2 separate regions of the Homo sapiens genome follow, and region 1 is linked to region 2. Evidence: read pairs that join two places in POLR2A ChIA-PET (ENCODE). Cell type or tissue: GM12878. All regions are shown on one strand. Links, peaks and the distances in the headings refer to the core of each region. The heading gives the core; the rest is flanking DNA.

Region 1 (15,790 bases), core at 2,534-10,533, 97 kb before region 2:
TCCCTAGGGCTGAGAGAGCCCAGTGGTACTATCCTAAGACCCACCCTATTTTTCAAAACAGGATGGAAGTGGGCTTTGTTAGTTTTGGGGTGGGGCAGTCTTTTGTGAGAGGCTATGCCATATTGTTTGCTTTGTAAAATGTTTTGCCCTGCAAAATGTTTTTTACGTTATGCTGTATTGGGCAAGGTAGTTCAAGGAACATACACCATAAAAGCAGTGTAGTTTTGATAATTCCAAGTCAGATTCCTGTAGGAGATGGACAGTTTCTTTTTTCTTTTTCTTTATTTTTTTTGAGACGGAGTCTCGCTCTGTTGCCCAGGCTGGAGGGCAGTGGCGCAGTCTCGGCTCACTGCAAGCTCCGCCTTCTGGGTTCACGCCATTCTCCTGCCTCAGCCTCCTGAGTAGTTGGGACTACAGGCGCCCGCCACCACATCCGGCTAATTCTTTTGTATTTTTAGCAGAGACGGGGTTTCACCGTGTTAGCCAGGATGGTCTCGATCTCCTGACCTCGTGATCCACCCTCCTCGGCCTCCCAAAGTGCTGGGATTACAGGCGTGAGCCACTGCGCCCGGCCAGGAGATGGACAGTTTCTTAGTCCGGAACAATAAAATCCCATGTAGCCAGATAAACTGCTTCTATATAACCAGGCATTTATTTATTGAGACTTGTAGAAGAAAATGTTGGTAACAATTTACCTCATCAAGGAACATTTCTAAGCATAAAATCAATAAATCCTTTTGTATGTCAACAAACCAAATTAAATGATAAACTGAGGAAAAATATTTACAAAACAAATGAACAGGAAAGGTGTTATATACTTAGTAGGTAAGAAAAGATGGACACTCAAAAGGGAACAAAAAGGCAAAGGATGTGAACATTCACAAAAGAAGGAATGCAAATGGCCAATAAAGACATAAAATGTCCAGGCCCGGCATGGTGGCTCAAGCCTGTAATCCCAGAACTTTGGGAGGCCGACGTGGGCAGATCACCTGAGGTCAGGAATTCGCGACCAGCCTGGCCAACATGGTTAAACGAAACCCTGTCTCTACTAAAGAAAAATACAAAAATTAGCCAGGCATGGTGGTGTTCCCCTGTAATTCCAGTTACTCGGGAGGCTGAGGCTGGAGAACTGCCTGAGCCTGAGAGGTGGAGGTTGCAGTGAGCCAAGATTGTGCCACTGCACTCCAGCCTGGGCCACAGAGCAAGATTCCATCTGAAAAATAAAATAAAATAAAATAAAAACTTTATTAATTAATAACTATAGCAAACTGGCAGATCACAAAATAGAAATACTCAGTTTTGCAAAGACTATAAGGATCTAAGTACAAGGATCTTCTTGGAGGACTTATAACAGCAAAAAAAATTAAATTAAAATAAACTTAAATGTTCACATTAAAGAATGATTAAGGCCAGGTCCATGGCTCACACCTGTAATTGCCACACTTTGGGAGGTCAAGGCATGAGGATCACTCAAGCCCAGGAGTTTGAGACCAGTCTGGGTGACATAGGGAGACCCCATCTCTACAAGAAAAAAAAAAGAAAAAGAAAAAGAAAAAAAAATTAGCTGGACATGGTGGGTGTGCCTGTGGTCCCAGCTGCTCTGGAGGCTGAGATGAGAGGATTTTTTGAGCTCAGGAAATTGAGGCTACAGTGAGCCATGATTGTGCCATTGCATTCCAGCCTGGGTGACAGAGCAAAATACTGTCTCAAAAAAATTACATAAAATATACACGAGGATTGGAAGCAAATATATCAAAATATAAACATTGGGTCTCTGGATTATTTTTGTTTTTTTCTTAATACCTGTTTTCCCTAAAATTTCTACAACAAAGAGGTAGTAGCATTCCTATCATTGAAAAATAGAGAATTATGTTTGAAAAAGAAGACAAGTGGACCATCAATGCCTTTAAGTAGGTCTTTGAGAGAGAAGGAAGCAAATTCTGATAATTCTCTAATAGAATGACCAAGACTTTTCACAGAGGAATCACTTGGAGAACTTGAGGAATACCAATGCCAAGGCCCCACTTCCAGAGATTCTGGTCGTATGGACCTGGTGCCCACCCCATGGGGTCTTTGGCAATGTCAGGTCATGCCCCGAGGCGTGGGGACTCCAATGTGAAGCCAGGCTGGGAACAACTGCTTGCAGGAGTGATCAGGAGTTTTGGAGTTTAGGATCCTGTGGCCTGTTGGAGGAGCTGCTGCAGGAGGAACGGCAAGACCTGGTTTCAAGCCTAGTAAGTGGTCCTTTAGGCACATAATTTAAGTGAATCTTTGTGTGTCTATCTGTAAAATGAGAATATTTAATGTCTACCACAAGAGTTGTGGCTTCGAGGAGAGGATAAATGAGGAAGTAGTGTGTGAAATAGAAAGCATATACAAATGTACTCTTGTTAGAACCTGGAAATTCAGACTATAGCAATGACTTTTGATCAGTGGAATATCCTTGACAACACTGGGGCAGATGCAAATAAGCAGGTTTGTTTCAAAACTGTCCATCCTATAATTTGATTTGATTTGCAGATCTTTTAGGCAGGTGCTCTCAAACGTGGATGCCTGGGGCAGTCCTAGCCAGAGGGCTCATGAGCAGGGGACAGCAGCCAATAGATCTGGGTTGGTTCAGATCATTTGGTCGTTCCTGCTTTGAAAAGTGGCTGGTCTCCAGGAGTCAAAACCTTGTTCTCCTGACAATGTGCCTTTGCACTTTTAACAAACACACCAGAATGTCTACTTCCAAATAAATATTCTTATCTAAATTGTTTCCTTGTGAGGTTGTATTACCATAGCTTAAAATGTCTTGGGAATTCCTCGTTTGAGATTGCCTTTATCTAAGCTACATCTCTTTTTTCTGAGTATTTTCAATCAGTGAATTTATTCTCCATCCTCTGAAGAAGAGCTTAATTTTAGAAAGCAGCCAAAAATATCTTTCAGAACCAAACCTGGTGATTAAGGTGGTAGTCTAACCTAGGTAAGACATTTTATTTTTTAAGTAGAAAGGTCACTTGTAAGGTACATGTGTATCTGTCTTGCTACTCACTGTACTCTGTGCCTGACATACAGACACTCAGTGTGTTCTTGTTGAATGATGAACAGAGCCTGGCTCTACTGGGACCCATAAACTGGCTCCAAAGGCAACTCCGAAGAGGTTTTTGAGCAACGCCAGCCTATTTGGCAATAATAATTTTTAGCCTGTATGTTGATTAGAAGTCAGTCCCTTTCCTTTATAAGTATTCTACATCTATACCTTATGCATTTGATCAAGGAGAAACTGTGGTAGTTCCTTGTACCTTACTGAGGCTAATGCTGGACTTAGTCTTCTAAAGCAAGCACTAATCAGTGACATTGGACAAATCCAGGCATTTTTGGAATTATTTTGCATGCCAACCCAAACCACAGAACATCTGAGCATGTGGTGGGTTAACAAGGACAATGCCTGAAACCCAACTCACTTTTTCACACAATGATTTCAAGATGCTGACATTTGAGGTGTACAGAGTTAAGCAGCTCATAGGCAGGGCAGCAAGCACTGGCTTGAGTGTCAGGACACCCGGGCTATTCCAGCTCTGCTGCTAACTAGCTGTGTCTGCTTGGGAAAAACGTGTCTTACACACTCCCATCTGTACAAACACACCCTTAGTCTTTATTTACGTACCTATACAATGATCTAGCACCATTAAAATCATCATTCTAAACTGAAAAAAGGCAGACAACAGTAGACACCCCACCGGCAAGGTCTGCCCAAGTACTGGGGAGATTTTTGGTGCTGCAAAAACCAGTTTGAGGCCGGGCTCCGTGGCTCACACCTGTAATCCCAGCACTTTGGGAGGCCGAGGCGGGTGGATTGCTTAAGGTCAGGAGTATGAGACCAGCCTGACCGACGTGGTGAAACCCTGTCTCTACTAAAACTACAAAATTAGCCGGGTGTTGTGGCGCATGCCTGTAATCCCAGCTACTCTGGAGGCTGAGGTGGGAGAATCACTTGAACCTGGGAGGAGGAGATTGCAGTGAGCTGAGATCGCACCACTGCACTCCAGCCTGGGTGAGAAAGCGAGACTCCATCTCAAAAAAAAAAAAGCCAACAACAACCACCACCACCACAAAAAAAACCCAGTTTGAGCAGAGAGAAAGTCTCTGCTCTGAAGGAGAAAAAAAGCCAAAGATGAAGCTCACTGCTGCTGGCACTGAAACTGAAGGGAACACGCAGGTCATCTGAGGTCAAGTTCAGGGCATGCAGCCAGCCACCAGGCAGGAAGGAAGCAGAGTGAATGCCTGCCTGCTCTCCCAGCCCTCCACCTTCTGAGCAGAAGTCCCACACCGGTCCCCTTTGCTGGGTCTCCCAAGGGACCTCAGAGACTCCTTCCAGACCCGGGCATTTGGGCTCTGGCCTCAAAGATACAGCCTACGTAGAAATGCTGAAAGAAACAGATAAGACAACAGTGTGAGCAATGGAGGCTTGGCTGGCCTGGCTTGTCTTTGCCAAGCACTCTATTTAAAACATTTGAGCATTTCTTGCCTGCTATTGCCCTCTACTCTAGCCTTGCGGTCTCCCTGCCCAACCCCACCCCCTCACAGGCTCTTTTCTTAGCTCCCTGCCTTTGCTTATGGTGTTTACTCCAAATCACCCTCAACCCAGTCTTGCTCTAAAAATCCTACTTCACTTAATGCCCAGCTAGAATGCCATGTAATCCAGGAAGCTCCTTAGCTGGAAGCAGCACTCATTTTGGTCCACAGTGGTATCACGCTTAGGGGCATGAGGTCTGATCCCACAAGGACCTCGACGCACCCCACCCTTCACCATCACATCCTGTGTGTTCCTTCCTTTGCCCATGCTGCTCCCCTGCTTGGACCGTCCTTCCCACCCTACCTGCCCGAATGGTCCTCACCTCACCCTTCAAGGCTCAGCTCAGCTGTACTTTGTGAAGCACTCACCAGCTCTTTCTTTCTCTCCACTCACATGCACCTACCAGTTCCATTTACTGAGTGGCTACTCTGCCCAGAAGTTTGTCTACAATATTTCTAATTCTTGGTACCACTTGAAAAATAGTTGCAAAATTAGTTTCATTTTCAGATTTAAGGAAAACAGAAGCTCAGAGAGGCAAGTTGTCCAAGTTGCGCTGCTGGTGAGTGGCCCAGCCAGGATTTGGAACCAGATTTGTGTGATGTCTAAACCCAAGTCCTCCATGTACTCCATGCTGCTTATTCATTCATAAGGTGGATATTTTAAGCAGGAGACTGTCAGGACCTTAAAGATGGTCTTCCTTGCTTTCAAAGCAAGGGACCTAAAATATAGAGATGTTCAGTGACTTGCCCAGGGTGATACAGTTTCTCCCAATCCCCTTCTCTGATTCCTCCCATGTGCCAGCGCTGGTGGCCAGGGAACTATCTATCACTGCAGAGGCTGTCCAGTACCAGGTAACGTTTGTCCGGGGTCCCCAGTCGTAAGCCATGGGGCACACACCTGCACTGCAAGCAGGGCCCCAAATTAGGCAAGAGAGAATGTTGCAACAAGCTCAGAGCCACAGGATATATTAGCACAATTGTATACAATGATAAAATCCTAAACAGTGGCTTCAAAGTTTATAGCTTTCTGGCCAGGCATGGTGGTGGCACATGCCTGTAATCCCAGCTACTCGGGAGGCTGAGGCAGTAGAATAGCTTGAAACCAGGAGGTGTAGGTTGCAGTGAGCTGAGATTGCACCACTGCACTCCAGCCTCGGTGACAGAGCAAGGTTCTGTCTCAAAAAAAACAAAACAAAAGTAGTTTACAGCTTTCTCATGTAGAAGTCTGAGGAGAGAGTCCAGGGCTAAAGTTGCAGTTCTGTGAAGTCAGGGCCTGAGGCTTCTTCTGTCTTTTGCAATTCTCTCTTTATGAGGCACTTCATGATTCAAAGTGGCCTCCAGGATCATGGGGGAGGGGGTGGCTCTGAGGGCAGAATCAAAGGGCTCATCATCATCATCTATTTCTACCATCCGTTCTAAGGATCTTACAGTCACGTAATCTAGTCCAGAGTCAGAGAGGCTGCTCAGAGCCCACCTGCAGCTGGCCTGGGTCTTAGCGAGTACGTAGCTAAGTATGTTAGCAAGTATGTTGCTCGCAGCATGGAGGGGTAAGGGTGTGGGAGGTGTTTCATTGCTTAGTGCAAGGGGTCTTTCTCAGGCTCAGCCTGCGTCCCTTTTTCTTCTTTCTTCCTGCTTTCCATTTGTCCAGTATCTATTGAATTACCCACTCCCATGTGCCAGGCACTGGAGATACAAAGTGGGATAAGACATAAGCCATGCTCTAATAAAGAGACAAAGAGATGATTTTAGACCAGGCATGGTGGCTCACACCTGTAATCCTAGCACTTTGGGAGGCTGAGGCGAGTGGATCACCTGAGGTCAGGAGTTTGAGACCAGCCTGGCCAACATGGCAAAACCCCATCTCTACTAAAAATACAAAAATTAGGCGGGCATGGTGGCGGGCACCTGTAATCCCAGCTACTCTGGAAGCTAAGGCAGAAGAATCACTTGAACCCAGGGGGTGGAGGTTGTACTAAGTCGAGATCACACCACTTCACCACTCCAGCCTGGGCGATGAGTGAGATGCCGTCTCAAAAAAAAAAAAAAAAAAAAAAAAAAGACAGAGAGAGATGATTTTAATACTATGTGTAAGAAAAACAGATAAATGCAAAAGGCATTTGACAGGAGCTCGAAGGGAGGTGCCTGACACAGCCAGGGTAGAGTCAGCAGAAGCTTCCTGAAGATGGCAATTGGGGATGCCGAGGGGCTTAGAGGTGAAGGGCACTCCAGGGAGAGCGCACAGCATGAGCAAAAGCAATGAGAGTGTGTGTGTGTGGGGGGGTAGGGCAACCATGAGTTTAATGTAAACACAAGCAGAGGAGGGTTTGGAAGGATGTGTGCTTGCTCAGGGCCCCCGGGGGGCCAAAGGCACATTCTGGAGGCACCTGGTGGCGTTCAAGGCCCTCTGGCTCCTCTGTGGAGTAGGGATTTGGGGAGGCCATAGCAAGAGGCAGAGAGCCTGGGTGGGAGGGCTGGGTTAGGAGTGGAGGTAGGAGAGCAGGCAGATCTGAGAAATGTTAGCGGGAAATTGGTAGCACCAGACATTTGCCTGGCTGCTGGAGATGAGTGACAGAGAGGAGTCAGAGGATCCTAGTTTTCTAGCTGGGTGGCTGGAAGGATGATGGGGTCACTGCTGATATAGAGAATACAGGATCTACTGTCATGCCACCCTGAATGCACCTGATCTCATCTGATCTTGGAAGTTAAGCAGGGTCGGGCCTGGTTAGTATTGGATAAGAGAATAATACAGGGTCTTCTCCCAGAAACCTTTCTTGCCTTGGGGAATACTCCCAGCTTCACAGTAGGATATAACCTTTCCTATGTTGCCTTTTGCATAGCTGATCTTAAAGACATGCACATGGGCCCTTTTCTTTCCTTCCTTCCTTCCTTTTTTTTTTTTTTTTTTTTTTGACAGAGTTTTGCTCTTGTAGCCCAGCCTAGAGTGCAGTAGCAAGATCTCAGCTCACTGCAACCTCCACCTCCCAGGTTCAAGCGATTCTTCTGCCTCAGACTCCCAAGTAGCTGGGATTACAGGTGCATGCAACCACGCCCAGCTAATTGTTTTTGTATTTTTAGCAGAGACAGGGTTTCACCATGTTGGTCAGGCTGGTCTCGAACTCCTGACCTTAAATGATCCACCTGCCTTGGCCTCTGAAAGTGCCAAGAGATTACAGGTGTGAGCCACCATGCACGGCTGGGCCCTTTTCATTTGAAAGATTTTAATTCAAGTGTCCTCAGGAGATGAAGTTCCCTTCACTCTGGTGTAGTGAATGAAATATAGGAACACAGTTTGTACCATGGAGTCTCCAGGCCAAACCAAGCTGGAGTTTCAGCTTAGGTAACAAATGTTACCTAAGCCCAGTGGTTCCTAATGGAAGATTTGGTTCTAGAAAACCCATCTGTAGTAAACATCTGCCATTCTTTTTGGAGAACTAGTAAATCATTCCCCTTCCTGTGTCTGAGGACTTATTCACCTTGGTTGGGGATAGACCCCACCTCTCACAACGAAGATGTGATGTCAGATACTGTATTTCTCAGACTCCCTTGCACGTACTTGGCATGTCAAGGGCATGTGGTCTAGGTTCTGCAAGTCAGATGTACCTACCAGAGTCTTGGGTCCATGAGGAGTATTCTGTGACAGCAGTAGTAATGACAGGGAAATCACATTCTCATAACAGCCATAGTGGACCCTCCTGGGGACTTGCAAGTGATGCACCCTAAAACCTAAGCTTCCTTAGGTTCACAGTAACTTCCTGCTGTTTGCGATTAAGGACTGTGACTAGTGGCATATCAGTCCAACAGGGTACATGGCTAAGGCAAAAGTGGAGTCTAGGAGAGCACAGACATTGTTAAGAGGACAGTAAGTGAAACCATTTAGCAAGAACAGAGGATTCTTTCACAGGGGTGGGGAAAGATAAGGCTGGAGGGCTCCAAAAGCCCACTTAAGGAGCCTGGTCATCATCTTCTAAGAGGTATCAACATTGTTTTAATGATTTTTATTTTGGAATAATTTTAGATTTACAGAAAAATTGCAAAGACAACACAGAGTTTCTGTGTATCCCTCATCCAGATTCCCCTAATGCTAACATCTCACATGACATGGTACACTTGTGAAAACTGACAAGTTACATCAATTAAACTCCAGACTTGATTTGGATTTCACTAGTATTTTCCACTAACGAACTTGATCTGTTCCAGGATCCAATTCAGGATACCACTGTGCATTTGGATACCAACTTTTTTTTTTTTTTTTTGAGTTGGAGTTTCGCTTTTGTTGCCCAGGCTGGAGTGCAATGGCACCATCTTTGCTCACCACAACCTCCGCCTCCTGAGTTCAAATGATTCTCCTGCCTCAGCCTCCCAAGCAGCTGGGATTACAGGCATGCGCCACCACACCCAGCTAATTTTGTATTTTTAGTAGAGATGGGGTTTCTCTATGCAGACTGGTCTCGAACTCCAGATCTCATGATCTGCCCACCTCAGCCCCCCAAAGTGCTGGGATTACAGGTGTGAGCCACCACGCCCGGCCACCAACATTTTTAAAGAAGAATATTAACATGATTAAAGGTTTTTAGGCTGGGTGTGGTGGCTCACACCTGCAGTCCCAGCACTTTGGGAGGCTGAAGTGCGTGGATCACTTGAGGTCAGGAATTTGAGACCAGCCTAGCCAACATGGTGGTGTTTACTAAAAATACCAAAAAAAAAAAAAAAAAAAAAATTAGCCAGGCATGGTAGTGTGCACCTGCAGTCCCAGCTACGTGGGAGGCTGAGGCAGGAGAATCACTTGAACCCAGGGGGCGGAGGTTGCAGCGAGCTGAGATCATGCCACTGCACTCTGGCCTGGGCGACAGAGCAACGCTGTCTCAAAAAATAAAAATAAAAATAAATTTAAAAAAAATAAAGGTGTTTTAAGAAAATCATCTGATAGCAACATAAAGGGTGAGCTGGGAAGTGGAGTAGAAGGCATCTGTAAAGACACTCCAGAACCTTCACCAAGCTTCCACATACATTCTAATGGCTAGTGCCTGAAGGGCACTTTATGAAGGTGCAGTTGCTGAGAAGAGAAAATCTAGCCCCCCAGAAACATCTCTCCACCTGTTCAGGGACCCAGGGGCCAAAGGCACAGCTAAGATGCACCTGGTGGCCTCCACCTAGCAGTGCTGGCAAACTAGGTTTTCCTGCCCAGGCTACAAAATTTGGCTGGTAAATCCAGACAGGCAGCCAAGGAAATGCTTGCTTGCCTTCTTTTCTGAAAATCTAGTCTTATCTCCCTTATGTAATGGTTTGGTGTTATGCAGAGAACAGGCTCTGGAGTCAGGATGGACCTAGGTGTGAGTCCCAGCGCTGTCAGTTACTGTGGGACTCTCGTTGAGTTACTGAACTCTGAGCTTCAGTTTCCTCACTGGTAAAAACTGGCACCTTAAACCTCCTTCACAGGATTATTGAGAGGGTTGAATAACATTTAGAAAGTGTTCAGTAGGGTAGCTGGCACACAGTAGGCATCTGATAATCATCAACTCCTTTGACAATTTAAGAGTAGAGTCCAGGCCCCAAATTTCTTGCATATTCTCAGTGCTTAGTACACAGAAGGGACTTCCTCAATTGATGATCGTAATATAGAGCTCACAAATAACCCAGGAACCTGAGAAAGGGCGGAGCGTGTCTCCAGTCAATAATTTCTTTATTTAAAAGTCTATGTTAGGCACTCATGAAACAGCAATAAATAAATAAATGCCAGGCATTGTACTAAATGACCAAGACATGGTCTATGTCAAGAAGGTCAAGGCCAAGGACATCAAAGAGATGTCTCCAGACAACTTTCATTCAGGTATGACACGTTTGACAGAAGTTTAATAAACAGGGTGCTCAAGGGCACAAAGACTGGACATGGTGTGGGGTGAGGGAAGGGCTCCACAGAGAGAGGAATGGTGGGCTTGGGCCTGGCAGGGTGAGTAGTTCTTCCAGTGTAAAAGCTTGGGGTGGTGGGTGGGGGGTGGGAGAGAAAGAGAGAGAGAGAAACATTTTGTCATGTGGGAAAACACATCTGAAGCTATGGGTGGTCTCGTGGGGTTTATGGTAGGAGTGATGGGAGATAGGGTTATAAAAACATGGTAGCTCTCATACCTCCACATAGGAGAGGCTGAGGGGCAGCTCTCTGGTGGCAGGGGTGGGGCAGGTGACCTGACCTAGCAACCACTGTTCTTTTTTATACATCATTTAGTTGATGTGGCTTGGGGAAGAAATGATTACTGGTAGTAGTAATTGGGGGGCAGGGGAGGGGCCATTCCTGCCATTCCTAGGCATGGCCACTGCTACAATGGGGACCATATGACTGCTATGGAAGAGGAGGAGAGGTGGGATGAATGCTGGGGAGTCAACCACAATTTCCACTACACCTTCAACTAGAGAGACAGAAACAGGTGCAGAGAAGATTTGAAAGATTTCAGAGATGAATAGGCAGAATTTGTTGAGAATGAGTGTAAGTGGGGGGTCAAAGATAACACCAAGGTTTTTAATGTGGCCAACGGGGTGAATGGAGAAGCAGGGGAAATGGCTTTGCTGGCTGGGTTGGGGTAGGGTTGGTGGTGGGTATGCGGGTGGGGAGAACTGTTTTGTACCCATTGAGCATAAGGGATCCGGGTTGTGAAATCCATAGTTTGATATAGCTCTAGCTTTAAAAGACATCCTCCTGTTTGGGATTTGCTTCAGAATAATGAGAGTGGGGGTAGGCTGTAGGTGAAACCAGATTGGTTCTGAGTAGATAACCGAAGTGGGTGAGAAAGTCGAAGTTGGCGAGAAAGTCGAAGTTGGCGAGAAAGTCGAAGTTGGCTCATGCTAAGAAGGTAAAAAGCTGCCCTGCGACTCAACAGGCTGGGAGGACATTACACAGCTAAAGCCAGTCACAAAAGTTACCATGAAACAGTATTTCTCCCACGAGCACGTTGTAGCCGTAAAGTGTCATAATGACCCCTTTCCTTGTGTGACTACTGCTTTCTGACTCATAGAGAAACCTTGTTCTTTAAAATCATGAACTATCAGAAACTTTGCTGTGTGAAATGTTAAATGTTATCAGTAAAAACTTTGCTGTGTGAAATGTTAAATGTTATCAGTAAAAATTCCTTTTTTTTTTTTTTTTGGCCAGAAGATTCTAAGTCACTTTGACACAGAGAAGTTGTCTTGGTTTCCAAGCCAGGTTCAGAGTTTCACGTAAGGAGCTTCTGAACACAAATTCCATGTTTGTCTTAACTTTGTACTTTCTAGGGAAACAAACCTGAGTTCACCGAACAGTTCAGAACAGACTCCTTTATACACAGTCCTGCTTTGCTTTGCACCTATCCAAACAATGCTTCATTCAATTTTACCAAAACTCTAGTTTTCCTTAAAATCCTGTAACGGTATATTTTCCTGTTTGGTGAGATGCCCCACAGTTCCTCTGGTATGTGGTCTTCCTCATTGCAATCTGACCTTCTCAAACTCAAGGTTCGTTTCTGGTGATCTTAGGCTGATTGGGCTAGAATGTGGGTATGGGGGTACAGGGGTGCTTGATACCATTCCCTCTTGCATATGATTCACATTTTCCATAAAATTTCCAAGTTCATAAGAAGTCTTCACCCCATGAGAATAGTAGGAGCCATGATAGTGTTTGAGATCTGCGGAAAGCAGAATAGCAGCCTCCCTCCCACCCCGCAGCTTAGATTTCCCAGAGGGGGCCAGTGTAATCACGTGGGTCCTTGAAAGCAGAGAAGGATTCCTGGCTGTGGTTAGAGATGCAACACTACTGGCTTTGAAGATGAAGGGGCCACAAGCCAAGGAATGTGGGCAGCTTCTAGAAGACAGAAAAGGTAAAGAAACGGAGTCTCCTCTAGAAACTCCAGAAAGAAAAGCAGCCCTGTTGATAACTTGATTTTGTCCCAGTGAGACCCATGTCAGAGTTCTGACCTCCAGAGCTGTAAGATAATAAATGTATGCTGCTTTAAGCTGTTACATTTGTGGTAATTTGATAATGGCAGTGATAGAAAACAAATCCAAGATCACGCAGAGGGAGTGGACGAAGACAGAAATGAGCCAAGGGTACCTTGGGGACACCAACACTTTCGAGGAAAAGAGAAAAAGATGGCAGCCCAGGAAGCAGAAGGGGAGGCATCAAATGTAGGGGAGCCAGGAGAGACCCATGAAGGAGAAAGTGGTTCAGAAAATGTAAACTGCTATTTAAGTGAGGGCTGAAGAAGGTTAAATAGTATTAAAATTTTAAAGTGCATGTTATTTCGTTGCATCACTTCCTCTGTGATTCTGGTATTTGCATATAACAAACAATCTCTTTTACTTGAAATTATCACCTTCTGAGAGTTTGAGAACTTTCACAACCTTGATCCTTGTTATAAACCCATCAAGGTAATATTCAGGTTCCAGAACAGCAGGTTTTACCACATCGTAAGCCAGAAAGAAATGCAGCTATTTCTTATGTGTTAATCCAAATTTTTTGACGCTGGGAGTTGGCCTAAACCAAGAATAACAGCCATCCAGACTGGCCTGAGTGTAGAGTAGGGACCGTTTTAGTGTGACCTCCACTCTCTAGCGTCCACTTTAAAAACCCACGGTGCCCAAGGTTTCAGCCTGCCTTCCTGTGGTCCTAATCTGCACACTTACAGGCTCCACCCAGACCTACTTGTCCCTCCCCCACAATTTAAGATTCAAAATTACTGCTGCTCATTAATATGTTTACTCTCTACAGATGATCTCGGCTACAAATTTGGAAAATGACAAATATCACCTAGGTTACACTGTTGATGGCCCGCACTATCCTAGAGGATATTTACTTTTTTTTTTTTTGAGACAGAATCTCGCTCTGTCACCCAGGCTAGGGGGCAGTGGTGCAATCTCGGCTCACTGCAGCCTCTGCCTCCCAGTTCAAGCAATTCTTCTGCCTCAGCCTCCCGAGTAGCTGGGACTATAGGCCTGCACTACCATGCTCAGCTAATTTCTGATTTTTAGTAGAGATGGGGTTTCACCTTGTTGGCCAGGCTGGTCTCGAACTCCTGACTTCAAGTTATCCGCCCGCCTCGGCCTCCCTAGGTGCTGGGATTACAGGCTTGAGCCACAGTGCCCAGCCAACGTTTACTTTCTAAAAGGCAATATTTACCAATAGAGATGCTGAATTTGTAGACTTTCAGGCTTTAAAACTAGGTGAAGAGTGTAGTGGCTTACATCTGTAATCCTAGCACTTTGGAAGGCTGAGGCAGGAGAATCACTTGACACCAGAAGTTGGAGACCAGCCTGGGCAACATAGTGAGACAGTCTCTACTAAAAATAAAATAATTAGTGGGCGCGGTGGTGTGCACCTATAGTCTCAACTACTCAGGAGGCTGAAGTAGGAGGATGGCTTGAGCCCAGGAGTTCAAGGCCGCAGTGAGCTGTGACTGCACCACTGCACTCCAGCCTGGGCAACACAGTGAGACTGTTGTGGGGGAAGAAAGGAACGAAGTACTGATACATGTTACCACTTGGATGAACTTTGAAAACATTATGCTCAGTTAAAAAAAAAAGTTACAGGAGACAACATAGTATGATTCTATTCATATGAAATTGCAGGAATAGGCAAATCTACAGAGACAAAAGTAGACTGGTTGTTGCCTAGGGCTGGGAGTTGGCAGCAGGGAAACTTGGGGGAGATGGGGTATGGGCTTTCTTTTTGGGGTGATGAAAATGTTCTGGAATTGTGGTATTGGTTATACAGCCCCATGACTACTATACTACAAACTATTGAATTGTATACTTTATTTTTTGTTTTTATTTATTTATTTATTGAGATGGAGTTTTGCTCTTGTTGCCCAGGCTGGAGTGCAGTGGTGCGATCTTGGCTCACTGCAACCTCTGCCTCCTGGGTTCAAGCGATCCTCCTGCTCTGCCTCCTGAGTAGCTAGGATTACAGGCACACACCACCACACCCGGCTAATTTTTTGTATTTTTATTGGAGACGGGGTTTCACCATGTTGGCCAGGCTGGTCTCAAACTCCTGACCTCAGTTGATCCACCTGCCTCAGCCTCCCAAAATGCTGGGATTACAGGCGTGAGCCACCACGCCTGGCCTGTACACTTTATTTTTAAGAGATAGAGTCTCGCTCTGTCACCTACAAGTGCAGTGGCAGGATCATAGCTCACTGCAGCCTCCTGGGTTCAAGCGATCCTCCCACCTCAGCCTCCCAAGTAGCTAGGACTACAGGCTCACTCCACCACACCTGGCTTATTTTTTTAATTTTTACTTTTTTGGAGAGCTGGCCTCTCGTTATGTTACCTAGGCTGGTCTCAAACTCCTGGCCTCAAGCAATTCTCTTACTTTGGCCTCTCAAATCTCTGGGATTACAGGTGTGAGCCACTGTGTGTGGCCTGAATCGTACAGTTTAGATGAGTGAATTGTATAATATGTGAATTATGTATCAATAAAGCTATTAAAATGTTTTAAATAAGTAGGATAAGGAAATTGCCATACTTTTATATTAAAACATTACTTTTTTTTTTTTTTTTTGAGACAGAGTTTCGTTCTTGTCGCCCAGGCTAGAGTGCAGTGGTGTGATCTCAGCTCACTGCAACCTCCGCCTCCTGGGTTCAAGCGATTTTCCTGCCTCAGCCTCTCAAGTAGCTGGGATTACAGGCATACACCACCACGCCCGGATAAATTTTGTATTTTTGGTAGAGATGGGGTTTTGCCATGTTGCCCAGACTGGTCTTGAACTGCTGACCTCAGGTGATCCACCTGCCTTGGTCTCCCAAAGTGCTGGCATTACAGGTGTAAGCCACCTTGCCTGGCCTATGTATTTGTTAGAAACCAATCTCACATTCATTTCCCCAAAGCATAAAGGACAGAAACACAGATTTCTGTCTTCTGGGGCACTCTTACGTCCCCAGATCATTCATCTTCCTGTGTACCTGCAGAACCGTCAAGGGTTCAGTGCAGATCTGCTCCTGTGAATCATGGACCTGCAGGCTTCTGGCAATGGAGCACTTCAATCCTATAGAGCCATGTATTTTTCTTCCCTTAACAATAAATTCTATTTGAAGGGTAAAGAGCACAACAAAAAATTTTTTTTTTTTTTTTCCTGCACAGAGAGATCCACTCCATTAACGTTATCTGGAAGTCATTGGGTAAGGTATTTAGACAAAGATAGAGTGCCGGGCGGGCCAATCTTAAATGTCAGATGCTTAACTTTTGGGTTCTTGCTGTTTTCTACCTTTTTCT
Region 2 (15,790 bases), core at 4,729-12,728:
TGGAGTTTCATCATGTTGGTCAGTCTGGTCTCGAACTCCTGACCTCAAGTGATCCACCTGCCTCGGCCTCCCAAAGTGCTGGGATTACAAACTAAAGAGCTTCTGCACAGCAAAAGAAACTATCAACAGTGAACAAACAATGTACAGAATGGGGGAAAATTTTTGCAAAGTACGCATCTGACAAAGGTCTAATAGCCAGCATTTATAAGGAACTTAAACAAATTTACGAGAAAAAACAAACGACCCCATTAAAAAGTGGGCAAAGGACGTGAACAGACACTTTTCAAAAGAAGACATACATGCAGCCAACAAGCATATGAAAATAAACTCAACAACACTGATCATTAGAAAAATGCAAATCAAAATCACAATGAGTTACCATCTCACACCAGTCAGAATGGCTATTATTAAAAAGTAAAAAAATAACAGGTGCTGGCGAGGTTGTAGAGATAAAGGAATGCTTATACACTGTTGGTGGGAATGTAAATTAGTTCACCCATTATAGAAAACAGTGTGGTAGTTCCTCAAAGACCTAAAAACAGAAATACCATTCCACCCAGCAATCCTATTACTGGGTATATACCCAAAGGAATATAAATTGCTCTATCATAAAGACACATGTATGCGTATGTTCATTGCAGCACTATTCACAATAGCAAAGGCATAGAATCAATCTACATGCCCATCTATGATAGACTGGATAGAGAAAATGTGGTACATACATATACACCATTAAAAACTACGCAGCCATAAAAAAGAATGAGATCATGTCTTTTGCAGAAACATGGATGGAGCTGGAGGCCATTATCCTTAGCAAACTAACACAGGAACAGAAAATCAAATAATACACGCCCTCACTTATAAGTGGGAGCTAAAGCTAAAATAGATGGACACAATGAGGGGAAAAACAGGCACTGGGGCATACCTGAGGGTGGAGAGTGGAGGGTGGAGAGTGGAGGGTGGAGGGTGGAGGGTGGAGGGTGGGAGGAGGGAGGATCAGGAAAAATAACTGCTGGGTACTAGGCTTAATACCTGGGTGACGAAATAATCTGTACAACAAACTCTCGTGATACAAGTTTACATATATAATGAACCTGCACATGTACCCTTGAACTTAAAATAAAATTTAAAAACAAAGCAAAAAGATTGTTGGGCTGGTTATTTAATGATAAACTGACAATATGCTGCTTATAAGAGATACTCCTTAAATGCAAGGATATAGTAATATTGAAAGTAAGAAGCACTAATCAAAAGAAAGTTGTATCAATCTCAAAGTAGATTTTAAGGCAAGAAGCAGTCCTAAAGATAAAAAGAGACATTTTATAACATAAAAGGGTCAGTTCATCAGAGGATATAACAATTCCATATTTGTATGCATCTAATAACATAACTTATATATACATGCCAAATGTGTGTGTGTATATATGTATATGTGTGTATATGTAAATAAATAGAGCTCAAAAATGGACTAAACACAAAAGAGAAATAGATAAATTTGCAATCATATCAGGAGATTTTAGCACAACTTTCTCAGTAATGGACAGAAGAAGGAGCCAAAAAAATCAGGAACAGTATAGAGAATTTGAACAACAGGATGAAATCTTATCTGTGTAATGGAGTGTTGAGTGAACAGTTTTCTATTCCCCCAAATTTTCTTCTCTTTCTTTCTTCTCTCTCTTTCTTTCTTTTCTGTCTCTCTTCCTTCCTTCCTTTTGTTGTTATTGTTGTTGTTGTTGAAATGGAGTCTCACTCTGTCACCCAGGCTGAAGTGCAGTGGCACAATCTCGGCTCACTGCAACCTCCACCTCCTGGGTTCAAGTGATTCTCCTGCTTCAGCCTCTTGAGTAGCTGGGATTACAGGTGCCTGCCACCATGCCGACCTAAATTTTGTATTTTTAGTAGAGACGAGGTTTCACCATGTTGGCCAGGCTGGTTTCAAATTCCGGACTCAAATGATCCACCCACCTTGGCCTCCCAAATTGCTGGGATTACAGGCGTGAGACACCGCGCCCGGCCTCTTATCTGCTTTTTATTTCAACTGTTCTAGTGTTAAGCTGTACTGGTGATAGCTTTCTCTCATTGGCCACTCCAGGTCATCTCTTTCAGGGACCCCTGACCACACAAATACCTGTTTAAATTCCTCCATTTACTTCCCATATCATAAAGAAAAACAAAGACCTCTAGTTGATAATACTGAATTCAATCTTTAGCTTTCTCTTCAATCCATGACTGACTAAAAGTTTTGTTTCTGAGGATGATTTTCATCTGGATAAAAAACAACTTCCTGGTCATTAGAGAAATGCAAATCAAAACCACAATGAGATACCATCTCACGCCAGTTAGAATGGTGATCATTATAAAGGGAGGAAACAACAGATGCTGGCAAGGATGTGGAGAAATAGGAACGCTTTTACACTGTTGGTGGGAATGTAAATTAGTTCAACCATTTTGGAAGTCAGTGTGGTGATTCCTCAAGGATCTAGAACCAGAAATACCATTTGACCCAGCAATCCCATTACTGGCTATATACCCAAAGGATTATAAATCATTCTACTATAAAGACACATGCACACGTATGTTTCTTGCAGCAATATTCACAATAGCAAAGACACGGAACCAACTCAAATGCCTATCCGTGATAGACTGGATCAAGAAAATGTGGCACATATCCACTACGGAATATTATGCAGCCATAAAAAAGGATGAGTTCACATCCTTTGCAGGGACATGGATGAAGCTGGAAACCATCATCCTCAGCAAACTAACACAGGAACAGAAAACTAAACACTGCATGTTCTCACTCGTAAGTGTGAGTTGAACAATGAGAACACATGGACACAGGGAGGGGAACATCACACACCAAGGCCTATTGGGGGGTGGGGGACAAGGGGAGGGAGAGCACTAGGACAAATACCTAATGCATGTGGGGCTTAAACCTAGACAACAAGTTGATAGATGCAGCAAAACACTATGGCACATATATACCTATGTAACAAAGCTGCACGATCTGCACATGTATCCCAGAACTTGTAAAGTAAAAACAAACAAACGAAAAAACTTCCCAATAGTTATGGTTGTTCCTAAAATGAATCCCAACGTAAACAAGAAGGCAGCAAATGCGGTGAATCCAGGCGGAACAACTGAAAGAGGATCTCTCCAGGCTGCACTTGTATCAGTGTTTACTGTGTTTCCTCCAAAGAAGAACCGATTACAAAGCTGTATGTACATAGTGAAAATAAAAATGAAAGCAGCATGGATACAAGCCAGAGGTGCTAAAAGAAGGAACAGTGTGAACGAAGCATGATTTTGGTAACCATAATAGTCGTGAATGTATGATGAAATTCACACTTCCTCCAGTTGTATGTAAGGGCTGATATCACAATACAGAGTCAATCATGGCCACTGCAGAACATACTGCTGTAACATCAAGGGCTGTGATGGGACCCTTTCTTTAATTCTTGGAGATTTTCAAACTTGATAACTGAGCCGAATGTATGCATTTTGGCAAGGAAGAATGTCTTCCTACTTTTAAAGAATTACAGAGTTGTCTTTTCTGTGCACACATTTCCATGTGCCACAAGTCCCAGTGTGTTCTTTGTCATGCCTTCAAGTTGTGACACGTTAACATGGATTGTGCCATTTTCACCGTCAAGCACTCAAAGCTGTTTATCTTAACCAGGAGAATCAAGTTTCTTGGTTTGAAACCCAACCTCAGTCTGCTCCCTGGTGCCCACTCCTCAGCCATGGCATACTTGGGGAGTAGAGAGAGCCAGGGCACACCAGAACAGATTTTCTCCTCTTTGGCTGACTCCATCATGAGCACCTCAGTTCAGAGTAAGCAGAAAGCAAATCTTGGTCTCCAGAGGCTGGAATGCAGGACCCATGTGTCTCCTGCCAGCGTGCTTGCTGAGACTCAGCAATAAAGTATTTTAAAATTAAGGTATGTACATCTTTTTAGATACAGTGCTATTGCACAGTTAATAGAGTACAGTGTAGTGTAAACATAATTTTTATATGCACTAGGAAACAAAAAAATGTGTGCAACTTGCTTTACTGTGGTGGTCTGGAATCAAATATTCAGTATCTCTGAATGTTCAGTTTGTCTGAACACCGCTCTCTGCTTTCCATGTGTTCTGAGCCTTGAGTGGCTTGGGAGGTACCCCAAGATCTGGGCTCCAGTAACCCCACTTCTCTTATTATCAGGCAGTCTCTCACTCCCACTCCCATACTTCCTGGCAAGCACTTGGGTGTGTGTTTCCCAGCCTCCCTATCCTCATCTTGGGAGACAGGAGAAGCTGGGGATGGTGGTGATGGGGAAAAAGGGGGCTAGAAGCCTCCCCACAGGATGGTTCTTTTAAAAGTCAAGCTCTACCCAACAACTCAGGCCTGCCTACCCAGAAGGGTAGCTTTTATTTTTTTATTTTGGAGACAAGAGTCTTGCTCTGTCACCCAGGTTGGAGGACAGTGGCCCAATCATGGCTCACTGCAGCCTCGACCTCCTTGGCTCAAGCGCTCCTCCCACCTCAGCCTCCTGAGTAGTTGGCACTATAGGTGCAAACCACCATGCCTGGCTGCTTTTTGTATTTTTTGTAGAGACTGGGTCTCACCACATTGCCCAGGCTGGTCTCAAAGTCCTGGACTCAAGTGATCCTCCTGCCACAACCTCCTAAAGTGCTAGGATTACAGCTGTGAGCCACCATGCCTGGCCAAGGGTGTCTTTTAAATGAAAGTAGGGGCTGGGCACGGTGGCAACTACTGGACTTAGGCCTTATTACTATTATTGTTATATTATCCATAGTTGCCATGTATGGAGTCGTGTGTGTATGCTGCAAATTGTACTGAGCCATGTGTATGCATTATCTTATTTAATCTTGTTTTTTTTTTTTTTTTTTTGAGACAGTCTCACTCTGTCACCCAGGATGGAGTGCGGTGGTGCAATCTCGACTCACTGCAACCTCTGCCTCCCAGGCTCAAGTGATTTTCCTGTCTCATCCTCCCGGGTAGCTGGGATTACAGGTGCCAGCAGCCATGCCCAGCTAATTTATGTATGTTTTCAGTAGAGACAGGCTTTCACCATATTGGTCAGGCTGGTCTGGAACTCCTGACCTCAAGTGATCTGCCCGCCTCGGCCTCCCAAAGTGCTGGGATTACAGGCATGAGCCACCATGCCTGGCCTAATCCTGGTATTATTTACATTTTGAAACGTTGAAGACTGTGAGACCAGGGAGGTCAGTTTACTTTTTGAAGTCATGCAACCAGTAAGTGAGGAAGCCAGGAATATCCCCGGTCAGTCTCGCCCCTGCACCTGCCCTCGTAAGCTTGGCATTATGCCTCCCCTAGTACTGAGGGAGAAAGCTCTACTTGCAACTTGGTGTTAGCTGAGAACTATTAAAATCATCACTTGCAGTGTTCTGAAGGTGAAGTTCTCACATAACAACATAACGCAAATAACTAAGAATCAGTTTTAGTTTCAAAATGTTACTGCAAATCTGGGTCCTCCTTTCCATACATTTGGTTTAAGAAGGATTTTTGGGTAACCAAAAATGACCTTTAACAAGTCAAATGAAGAAGCTGTGAAGAACCAAGATAGGAAGAGGCCACTCAGGACTTCATCAAAGTTACAGTTTATCCTACATTTTTCACGGTCTTTATTTATTTTTTTTTGAGATGGAGTCTCCCTCTGTCGCCAGACTGGAGTGCAGTGGTGTGATCTTGGCTCACTGCAACCTCCACCTCCCGGGTTCAAGCGATTCTCCTGCCTCAGCCTCCTGAGCAGCTGGGATTACAGGCACGCACCACCATGCCCGGTTAATTTTTGTATTTTTAGTAGAGACGGGGTTTCACCATGTTGGCCAGGCTGGTCTCGATCTCCTGACCTCGTGATCCACCCGCCTCAGCCTCCCAAAGTGTTGGGATTATAGACGTGAGCCACTGGGCCCGGCCTTTCACTGTCTTAAAAATACTTTACTTCAATACATTGTGGTAAGAATTGAATCTGGCTGATAGATCTCTGGCAACAAGGGTGGACTCTGTAAGTTTTCTGAGTTATTCTGGAAAGTGGGTTTGTGTGGGGCCCAATGCTGAGTAACACCTAGGAAGTTCACTTCCTCCAGCTCTTACAAAATGGGGTCAACTGCCCCAAGTTTTATAAATATGAGGCAAGTCTCTGACTAGAACTCAGTTATGGTCCTTCACTGCCCAGGCAATTTTAAAACTTGACCCTAATCTAAAGCACACACATAGAACTTTCTGCCTCTGGAGTTGTCAATGCTTCTGAATCGTGAGCTCCAATCCTCAGTTTTATTGATTGCTTTATTTATTTATTGTGTTCATTTTTATTTTCTTACTCTATGGACGTGGCTTTGTTTGGCTAGACACAGAGTCCAGTTTAACTTGCCTTCAATAAGGACATCCTGTATCTCCTCTAACTCAAATGAAAAGTCTATTTGTTTATTGGCCATTCTACCCAAATTCCATGCCAGCTTTTTAACAAATTGTATAAATTGGGATTCTCAGATCAGCATTTGACATAAGGAACAGATGAGCTTTAAATAATAATTCCACGATAGGCTGCTACTGCCATAATTTTTGCTTTATGGTAGCAAGAATAATATCAAATCATTTGCAACTTTTATTGACCTATCCTCAGCTGTGGGCCCTGGCTGAATTGATTGGGCACTGCTCTTCTGCTTCATGGGTCAGAGCTGTGGGAACAACTTTCCTGAGGGCTGATCCAGGCTGGGCTCTGACACCATGTACTTTTCCACTCATTAAAAAAAAAAAAAAAATCTGATGCCGTCTTTGGATGAGCTGGTTGCATAGCCTCCTTTGCTATTAGGAAAAAAAAAAAAAAAAAAAAGGAGGCTGGGCATAATGGTTCATGCCTATAATCCAAGCACTTTGGGGAGGCCAAGTCGGGAGGATTGCTTGAGGCCAGGAGTTTGAGACCAGCTTGGGTAACATAGCAAGACCCTGTCTCTACAAAAAACTTAAAAGATTAGCCAGGCATGGTGGTGCACATCTCTAGTCCCAGCTACTTGGGAGGCTGAGGTGGGAGGATCACTTGAGCCCAAGAGGTTGAGGCTACAGTGAGCTATAATAGGGCCACTGCACTCCGGCCTGGGTGACAGAGCAAGTCCTCCCTCAAAAACAAACAACCCTCCCCGCTAAAAAAACCCAGAAAAACAAAAACCACACTCACACAAAAGAAAAAGGAATATTCTTTCTTATTCTGATGATATAGTTTAATTTTCTTGGACAGGGAATGGTTTGTGTTTGTACAGCAGAAGCTATTAGCTAATTATGGACAGAAAGAAAGGCTACAGATCAAAAACCTCTGATGTTAGTTGTTACCTAAGTAAGTATTCCCAAGTTCATAAGTAAGGAGACAACCACACTGTCTGAAGTTCAATTCCCTAAATTTGCTTATACAGAAACTTTTGTGGTTACTGCAAGCTCCTTCTCCACTGTAAAGTGGGAATCCATGTAGTAAGTGGGCCATGGGCTCTGTTCCTCCATCTTGGTGAGCTGTGTTAAAACAAAACAAAAATGAGTTAAAAGTTAAGCGCCTCATATCTTACTCAGCCATCAATAAAGAATGGCAGCTGCACCCCAGGCACTTGCCAAAGATACGATTCTGAGCTCACTGTCACTAAATATTTATTAAAATGTCAGTGCAGAAAACAACCCAGAGTTGTTTAAAATGCATGCAGTCCACCTGAGCTCCCAGATGTGATGAAATCCATCCCTAGGCTAGGTCCAGTTAGCAGACAACCCGGTGTCTCAGCTGGACTATGTTGCCTTCCCCACACTCACCACAGTTCCAGTAGAATTACATTTACCATATCTTGTGCTTTAGTGAGATTCCATCATTTCTATGGGAAAACAGAACCCCTCTACCTGATGTTGGGTTTGTTATGCAAATTATTTATTACATCATACATCCTACGGCCCATCCACGGTAGGAATGTAAGTAATCACGGTTTACGTGTTTTACTTTATTCCTGAATTCACTTTGTTGCATACTTGATTTCTAGATCCTTCCCCCACTTTCAATTTATTTTCTCTTTCTCATATTTTACACATCCTAGGAATCTGTCTGAAATCCTTTCTACGAGGTTTCTAGAGTCCTGTGGGACTTGAATTTAGTAGGCATACAGTAAATATTTGTTGAATAAAAGTGGAAGATACAGAAATTAAAATGAGAACATTCATTTCTCCCTCACTTGGGTTCCCTCAACACTTCGGGATAAAGTTGGTGCTCATGATTCTGCGTACACTCATTGATCATGAATTGCTCTTGCACTGTGAGAGTAGGGCTCCTTTATCTTACTTATCTGCTCCTTGAGGACAGAGAGCGTAACATCTACTTCTTGTGTACTTTGAACAGTGCTCTGCACACAGCAGGTACTCAATATATGCAAATTAAATGAATGACCCACAGCCTGGATGTGCGACCCACCTTTTTGGGAGTGAGAAGGTCACTACCCCATCGTCCAGCTGCTATTATCTAAAGCTAACAGCACTTTTTTCTTCTAGGCATGCATGGTGGACATCTGTTGCCTTTGCCTGCCCAGCATCTACTTCCCCTTCTGCCACCACCATTCTTCTTTGGAAATGAATGCTGCCCCACTCTCAGTGCATGTGGCGTAGATGGGTTATGGGTACATGATCCAGGCCTGGCTAATATTCCATCCTCCTGGTCAGAGTGATTGGTTCAAGGATGAAGTCATGACCAAAGCCATGACCCAATATCTCAATTCCAAATATTGTGTTGAAACTGTTGAACTAAAAAGTTCTTTTTCTTGGCCAGATGAGGTGGCTCACGTCTGTAATCCCAGCACTTTGGGAGGTCTAGGCGGGTGGATCCCTTGAGGTCAGGAGTTTGAGACCAGCTTGGCCAACATGGTGAAACCCCGTCTATACTAAAAAAAAAATACAAAAATTAGCCAGGCATGGTGGTGTGCGCCTGTAATCCCAGCTGCTCAGGAGGCTGAGGCAGAAGAATCACTTGAACCCAGGAGGTAGAGGTTGCGGTGAGCTGAGATCACGCCACTGCACTCCAGCCTGGGTGACACAGCGAGCCTCTGTTTCAAAAAAAAAGTTTTTTTCTTGCTGAGTTTACCAAGGCAATAGGCTATAACCTTCTAGCTGTCAAAGCTACCTCATTGAAAAACCCAATTAAATGAACAAACATTAAGCATAGAAGAGCCTAGAGATGAATAAAAAATTAGCCTTGATGACAATGGACACTGGATCCAGCTGTACCTGAACACCAGTTTTAATTGAGTTTTCTGTCAGTGCAATTAAAAGAATTTTTTTTTTTTTTTTTGAGACGGAGTCTCACTCTGTTGCCCAGGCTGGAGTGTAGTGATGCGATCTCGGCTCACTGCAACCTCTGCCTCCCGGGTTCAAGTGATTCTCCTGTCTCAGCCTCCTGAGTAGCTGGGATTGCAGGCACCCACCACCACGCCTGGCTAATTTTTTTTGGTATTTTTCGTAGAGACGGGGTTTCACTATGTTGGACAGGCTGGTCTTGAACTCCTGATCTCTGGTGATCCACCCACCTCAGCCTCCCAAAGTGCTGGGATTACAAGCATGAGCCACCACGCCCGGCCGCAATTAAAAGAATTTTAACTAACAGGGTTCTATTTTCATTATGTGGTTTCCTCATAGGCCAGCTGAAGTCTCAAAGGCCATAATCATAGGCCCTGTGCTTACAGAACAACACTGTGGCTGAGAACCAAAATATTTGTGTAAACTTATCCTGCATTTACTATGGTTCAATTAAAAATAATTTTAAACTCTTGGCCAAGGCACAGTGGCTCACACCTGTAATCCCAGCGCTTTGGAAGGCTGGGGTGGGAGAATTGCTTGAGGCCAGGAGCTTAAGGCCAGCCTGGACAACAAAGTGAGACTCCCGTCTCTACTAAAAATAATATAAAATAAAATTTAAACCCTCCTACAACATGGGAAAGGTGTATACTAGGCTGTGTGAGAAAAGTTCTAGACACAGGTGTCTAAGTGTGGCAAGCAGGGTGTTAAGAGCTGTTCAACGTGGCACAGGGCCTGGTGCTGCAGGTGGCATGGAAATATTTTGATGGAATTGTGCTTTGATATGATGCCATTCACTTTTTTGAAGGCAAAATGGGGTGAAGAGAGGAGGCTGCTGGGGATAGGGAAGCTAACCATAGGGAATTATGGAGGGATATCTAAGAATAGTGTTACTTCCTTTAGTCTAGGTAATGTTTTCACTTCTGTCACCCACCAATAACCCATTATGATTTGTCCAACACAAGAAACATCCTACATTCTAACGCAAGTCCAGAAAAAAAGACAGAAATAACCCTGGGCCACGGTGGGAGTTCTTCTTTGAAGGAGGCTGAGGTTGGGAAAAGTAATCCTTCTCTAGGAATAGATCATAAAGGAGGCCTGCTAAGCCCAGATGGGTACCCAGGACTTCTTCATGCTGTAAGACCAGCACTTCTCTCTTCTTTAGGTCAGTTCTTTCTCAGCTCTCCACTCACCACGTTTTGTCCAAAGAGCTCTGCTAGTTCTTGCAGCAAGGTTTATGTTGAACGGGTTCCAGTGGTGAGGTCACCCTCATGGAAGGTTTCCATATATGACATGCCTCTGCTGCTACGCCCAAGAGCTTTCCCAAGCCCCTTTCACTGATGCTGTCCAAGAATAGGGTCTGGCTGGATTCCCACATTGAAGGGGCAATGAAGTTTCGGTTTCTGAAAATAGAAGGTATTGTCCTTTTTGTCCAATTATAAAAGCAATACATGTTCTTTGTAGTACATTTGAAGAAATTCGAAAAAGGATATGGGGGAAAAATGAACAGTCATCCCATAATTCTATCACCTACAGATAACTAATATTAATATTTTTAGGTACTTCTTATTCATAGTTTTTCTGAATACATGTATTAATGTATATTTTAGGAAGGCAGCATTACAGTGTGGTTGAGTGTGGGTTTGAAAGTCTGACACTATTCATTTGGAGTTCTGTGGCCTTGGTCAACTTAAACTCTTCTAAGTCTTACTTCCTTCAACAATAAAGTTTGCTGATTCTTAATCTAGTCCTCGGTCAGTATCAAATTACTTTAACTTATAGGTTTATTTTTTATTTTTATTTTTTAAAGTTTTATTATTATTATACTTTAAGTTTTAGGGTACATGTGCACAATGTGCAGGTTTGTTCCATATGTATACATGTGCCATGTTGGTGTGCTGCACCCATTAACTCGTCATTTAGCATAGGTTTATAATAAGCATTATCTGGTAATAAATTTCCCCCAAAATTCTTTTTTTCTTTCAATTTTTAAATGTTATTTCACATATCTCAGATTAATTTTAGAATAATCTTTCAAGTTAAAAAATGATACTTTTTAGCAGACTTGCATTTAAATTTTTGGATTAAAGAAGACGTAGCATCTTTAAAATTAAAACATTGTCTTTCTCTCATAGAATACCGATAGTGTGCCTGTCTTTCCATTTATTTTCTTCATGTTCCTCTGAAAAGCTTACTGGTTTTCTTCATATGAGGCTTGCACATTTCCTGTTAACTTTGTTCCAAAGTATTTTATATTTTTAGTTGCTATGTGCTGAATTAGATTTTTTTTCCCCCAATCACAAATGGCTATTACCTGTACTGAAAAGCTATTTTCAAAGTTTTAAAATGTATCTTTTAGTGAACATCGTTGTGCCTTTCTCTTAATAGGTCTGACCATTTTTCAGAATTTATTATCTTCAGATTTCTAGGTAGATACTTAGCTTGTAGCCCAAACCTGTCTGCTTTCCAGTAGTATACTCTTTATCCTGCTTCACTGCATTGGTTAGATTATCCTTTCAGGACACTGTTCAATAATAGTAGTTAGAATGGATCTATCTTGTCCCTGACAGCAGTGTTTGCTTATTAAGTATGACGCTGGGTGTTATATATTAGAAGATTTATTTTATCATGTTAACGAAGCTTCTTGCTTTCTTTTTTTTTCTTTTTTTGAGTCAAGGCCTCTCTCACCCTCGTCCAGGCTGGAGTGCAGTGGCGCTATCACAGCTCACTATAGCCTTGACCTCCCTGGGCTCAGGTGATCCTCCCACCTCAGCTTACTGGGTAGCTAGGACCACAGGCATGCACCAATGCCTGGCTAGTTTTTTGTAGAGACAGGGTTTCACTATGTTGCCCAGGCTGGTCTCGAATCCCTGGGCTTAAGTGATCCGCCCACCTCAGCCTCCCAAAGCGCTGGGATCACAGATGTATGCCACTGTGCCTGGCCCTTTCTTTCCTTACTAGGGGAGTTTAAAAAATAAAAAATAAATGTTGATTTTCATCTTAAAAAAATTTTTTTTTATGAGAGACTCTTGTTTCTGCTTGTTTCCTTTGACCTACTCCTGTGATATATTATATCAGTGGATTTCTTTTAATGAGGTCACCATTACATTCTAGGGACAAAAATCACCAAACGCCTCAGGGCTCTCAGAGTCAGGTAGACCTGGGCTGCCATCCGACTCATCACTTTCTAGCAGTGGAATCATGGGCAAGTCCTACATGAGGATGCATAATACATGCTGGCAGTTAGGATACTTTATTCCTTTACTAGATTGATGATTTTTTTAGTGTTCTATTTAGAATTTTTGCATCTATATTATTGATTTTGATGTGAAGTGTGTGTGTGTGTACACAATTTATGAGATTGTGCTCATAAAAATGACTTATGTCATTTACTTAATTTCTGGGTTTTTTTTTTTTTTTTGAGACAGAGTTTTGCTCTTGTTGCCCAGGCTGGAGCGCAATGGCGTGATCTCGGCTCACCACAACCTCCGCCTCCTGAGCTCAAACGATTCTCCTGCCTCAGCCTCCCAAGTAGCTGGGATTACAGGCGTGTGCCACCACAGCCGGCTAATTTTGTATTTTTAGTAAAGATGGGGTTTCTCCATGTTTGTCACGCTGGTCTTGAACTCCTGACCTCAGGTGATCCACCCGCCTCGGCCTCCTAAAGTGCTGGGATTACAGGCGTAAGCCACCGCACCTGGCCAATTTCTGCTTTAGTACTTATTTCTTTCCCCCTGGTTTCCTAGTATATTTTATTATTCTTTTTCTAATTTGAGTCCGATGCTTAATTCATATCTTTTGATTCTTTCTTCTTAAATAATGAAAGCATTTAGAGTTCTAAATTTCCTTCTCTGTATAATTTGTAGAAATTACAGAAATTTTAATTTGTGATATTGTATTATCGTTCATCTCTAAATAAAAGATGAATGATTATATATGTAGTTTTTCTCATTTGCCTTTCTTCTAGAGGTAACCTTCTATTATTGTTATTTATTTATTTTTTTAGACGGAGTTTCGCTCGTTGCCCAGGCTGGAGTGCAATGGCGTGATCTTGGCTCACCACAACCTCCACTTCCCAGGTTCAAGCGATTCTCATGCCTTAGCCTCCCAAGTAGCTGGGATTACAGGCATGTGCCACCACATCTGGCTAATTTTGTATTTTTAGTAGAGACAGGGTTTCTCCATGTTGATCAGGCTGGTCTCAAACTCCTGACCTCAGGTGATCCACCCGCCTTGGCCTCCTGCTGGGATGACAGGCATGAGCCACCATGCCCGGCTGATTGTTAATTTTTAATTTTCACAATCTTTAAACATCAATATTTAAAATGTGCTCACATTTGTTGCACTTCTCCCAAAAAAGCAAAGCCTTACCATTTATTAATTGGATGATTTTGGACAAGTCTGTGCATTTATTCATATCTTATTCCATGTCAGGGGACTCAGTACAAAGGTGAAAAAGACAAAGTTGCTGTTCTCAAGGAGTATACTTTAGACACATAAGCTAGCAATAAACAAACAGGATGATTTTAGCTCATGACAGGGCTACACAGACAGTAACAGTGATGAGATAGAGTGATGGGGAAGAGGTGCTTAAAATGGGGTTGTCAGGAAAGGCCTCTGCTAACCACCAGATCTCATGGGCTCATCTTGAGATTTAACCCAGCAAACCTCTTCTGAGCCAGTTGGCACCACTGATCTCCCTCCCCTCCTTTAAACTGTTGCCTTCCTTGATTTCTGTGACAAGATACTGGTGTCACTATCTCCTTGTCTCCTCCTACTTCCAGCTCCCTCTTTCAGCCTTCTATGCAGGCACATCTTCTTTTGACCACCCATTAAATTCGCTGTTGGCCAGGACAACCATCCCTCCTGGCGGCTGGAAAGAAAGCTCAAGTGCAGCACAGGCCCAGCATATGATGCTGAGTCAAATTCAGATGGCTTCCTACAAGGTGACATAGAGCTTCTCCAGGCTAGGACACAGGTCCACCTGGCTACCTAACACATTATTCAACACCAAGGAACAACTGATCAATAAGGTTAAGTGCCTATACTGACTGCAAGGCATGTTACACAGTGCATAAAGCAAACATGATTCTTACCCTAATGAAATTTATACGATAGTTCAGAAACATGACTTACATAAAAGACAATATGAAAACGCTGCAAAACAACAAAAAACACACACAACAAATTGTGGGAAACAGACTATAGTTGCCACTGGAGTTCAAGGAAGGAAGCCCTCAGAGTGAACCTACCAGTGAGGGAAGGCACTAAAGGAACTGGAAGGACAGAGCCCATGGTTATGTAGCGTCACAGTGCTGGATTCTGGATCTAACAGGCTGATTGAATGATGCCGGACACACCTGTAAGTTAAGGCCCAGCTTCTAATCTCAAACAGGCTAAGGTGAACTAAAAATTGAACCCTGGATTAAGGGGTGAAGACTTCAGTGAAGAGGGCCAATGTTCTGCCCTTCCTTCATCTCAAGAAGTAGTTGGAACAACAAAAGTGGGAGGTTCAAACAAGAGTGGGCTGGAGCCAAGGGAAAATAGAGATGATGTAATTTCTTTAGGTCCTGGGTCTGCTCTGGGTCTTAGGGAGAATGAGTAGAAATTTGGAATGGTTCTTGAGGTCCTCAGTTTTCCTGCTCAGAACATCAAGGTAGACCAGATAGCTTTGGAGTCAAAGCCTAGCTAGTGCTAAAGAATGTGGATCTGCCCAAAGATTCCTCTAGCTGTATGCTGAATGGGCAGAGGTCCAGAAGATAGAAGCAACCGCACCCCAACTGTAACATTTCAAGAAAGACAAGTAACAAATCCCTTATATCTTTATAGCATCTTTCAACTAACGTAGGCCTCATATGCATATAGATGTCATTCTGTCATCATTTGAGGTAGGCATATTAGACTGATCCCATTTTACAGATTTTAAAGAAATTTAGGAAGTTAAGTGATTTGCTGGTGAATGTATAGCTGGGCCTAGAAGCAAAGCCTTAAATGTTCAACCTGGCACTTCCCCTGGAGAGGATAATATTCCAATAGTCCTGATCTAAACAGGATTTCCAGTGCCCCAAGCAAAGCTCCTCAGAAAAAGACATGATCCTTGACTCAGAAGTTCTACTCTGGGCTCACATGTTTGAAAGATCCTTGGACAAACTGGTCTCCAAACTCAGGTGGGGTTAAAACACTGAGATATGAGGGATGGGAGGCACAATATCAATAGCTGACTCTATTTTCTAGGGAACAACATCTACTCTGGTCCTAAAACTGTGTTCTCAAAATCCACTGGAAACATATCAAAATTGCAGGATTCACCAGACTTTCACTCATTAAAGCTTTGCTCCTAATAGCCTCCATTCTTCTCAACCCCAATATGAAAAATTTCTCTTTCAACTGGGGTAACTAAAACCCCAAAGAAGCCATCAACAGTCAAAAGGGATAGGCACTTACAATTTTAAATTCT

The links. Peaks named below come from ENCODE experiments on the same cell type or tissue, not always from the same donor. Only the 100,000 strongest peaks of a DNase experiment are listed, where the experiment ranks them.
Region 1: POLR2A ChIA-PET joins it to region 2 with 10 read pairs; 5 of 35 experiments call an interaction of 5 or more read pairs at or near these places.

What each region holds. Positions count from the first base shown.
Region 1 is chr2:73,959,625-73,975,414 of GRCh38, reverse strand. The region is part of intron 1 of DGUOK-AS1 (DGUOK antisense RNA 1); the gene reads left to right. It also overlaps the pseudogene RNA5SP97. Among named protein-coding and RNA genes, the nearest start is that of DGUOK-AS1, 14 kb to the left of the region's middle. RefSeq lists an enhancer at 4,204-4,373. In GM12878, for the core only: no CTCF peak of the experiment used is centred there; a DNase peak (open chromatin) is centred at 4,194; H3K4me3 peaks cover 2,514 bases; H3K27ac peaks cover 3,562 bases.
Region 2 is chr2:73,865,089-73,880,878 of GRCh38, reverse strand. It overlaps STAMBP (STAM binding protein), which reads right to left. Exons shown (of 10, transcript NM_213622.4): 10 at 13,711-15,790. It also overlaps the pseudogene LOC100420774. Among named protein-coding and RNA genes, the nearest start is that of ACTG2, 20 kb to the left of the region's middle. In GM12878, for the core only: no CTCF peak of the experiment used is centred there; no DNase peak of the experiment used is centred there.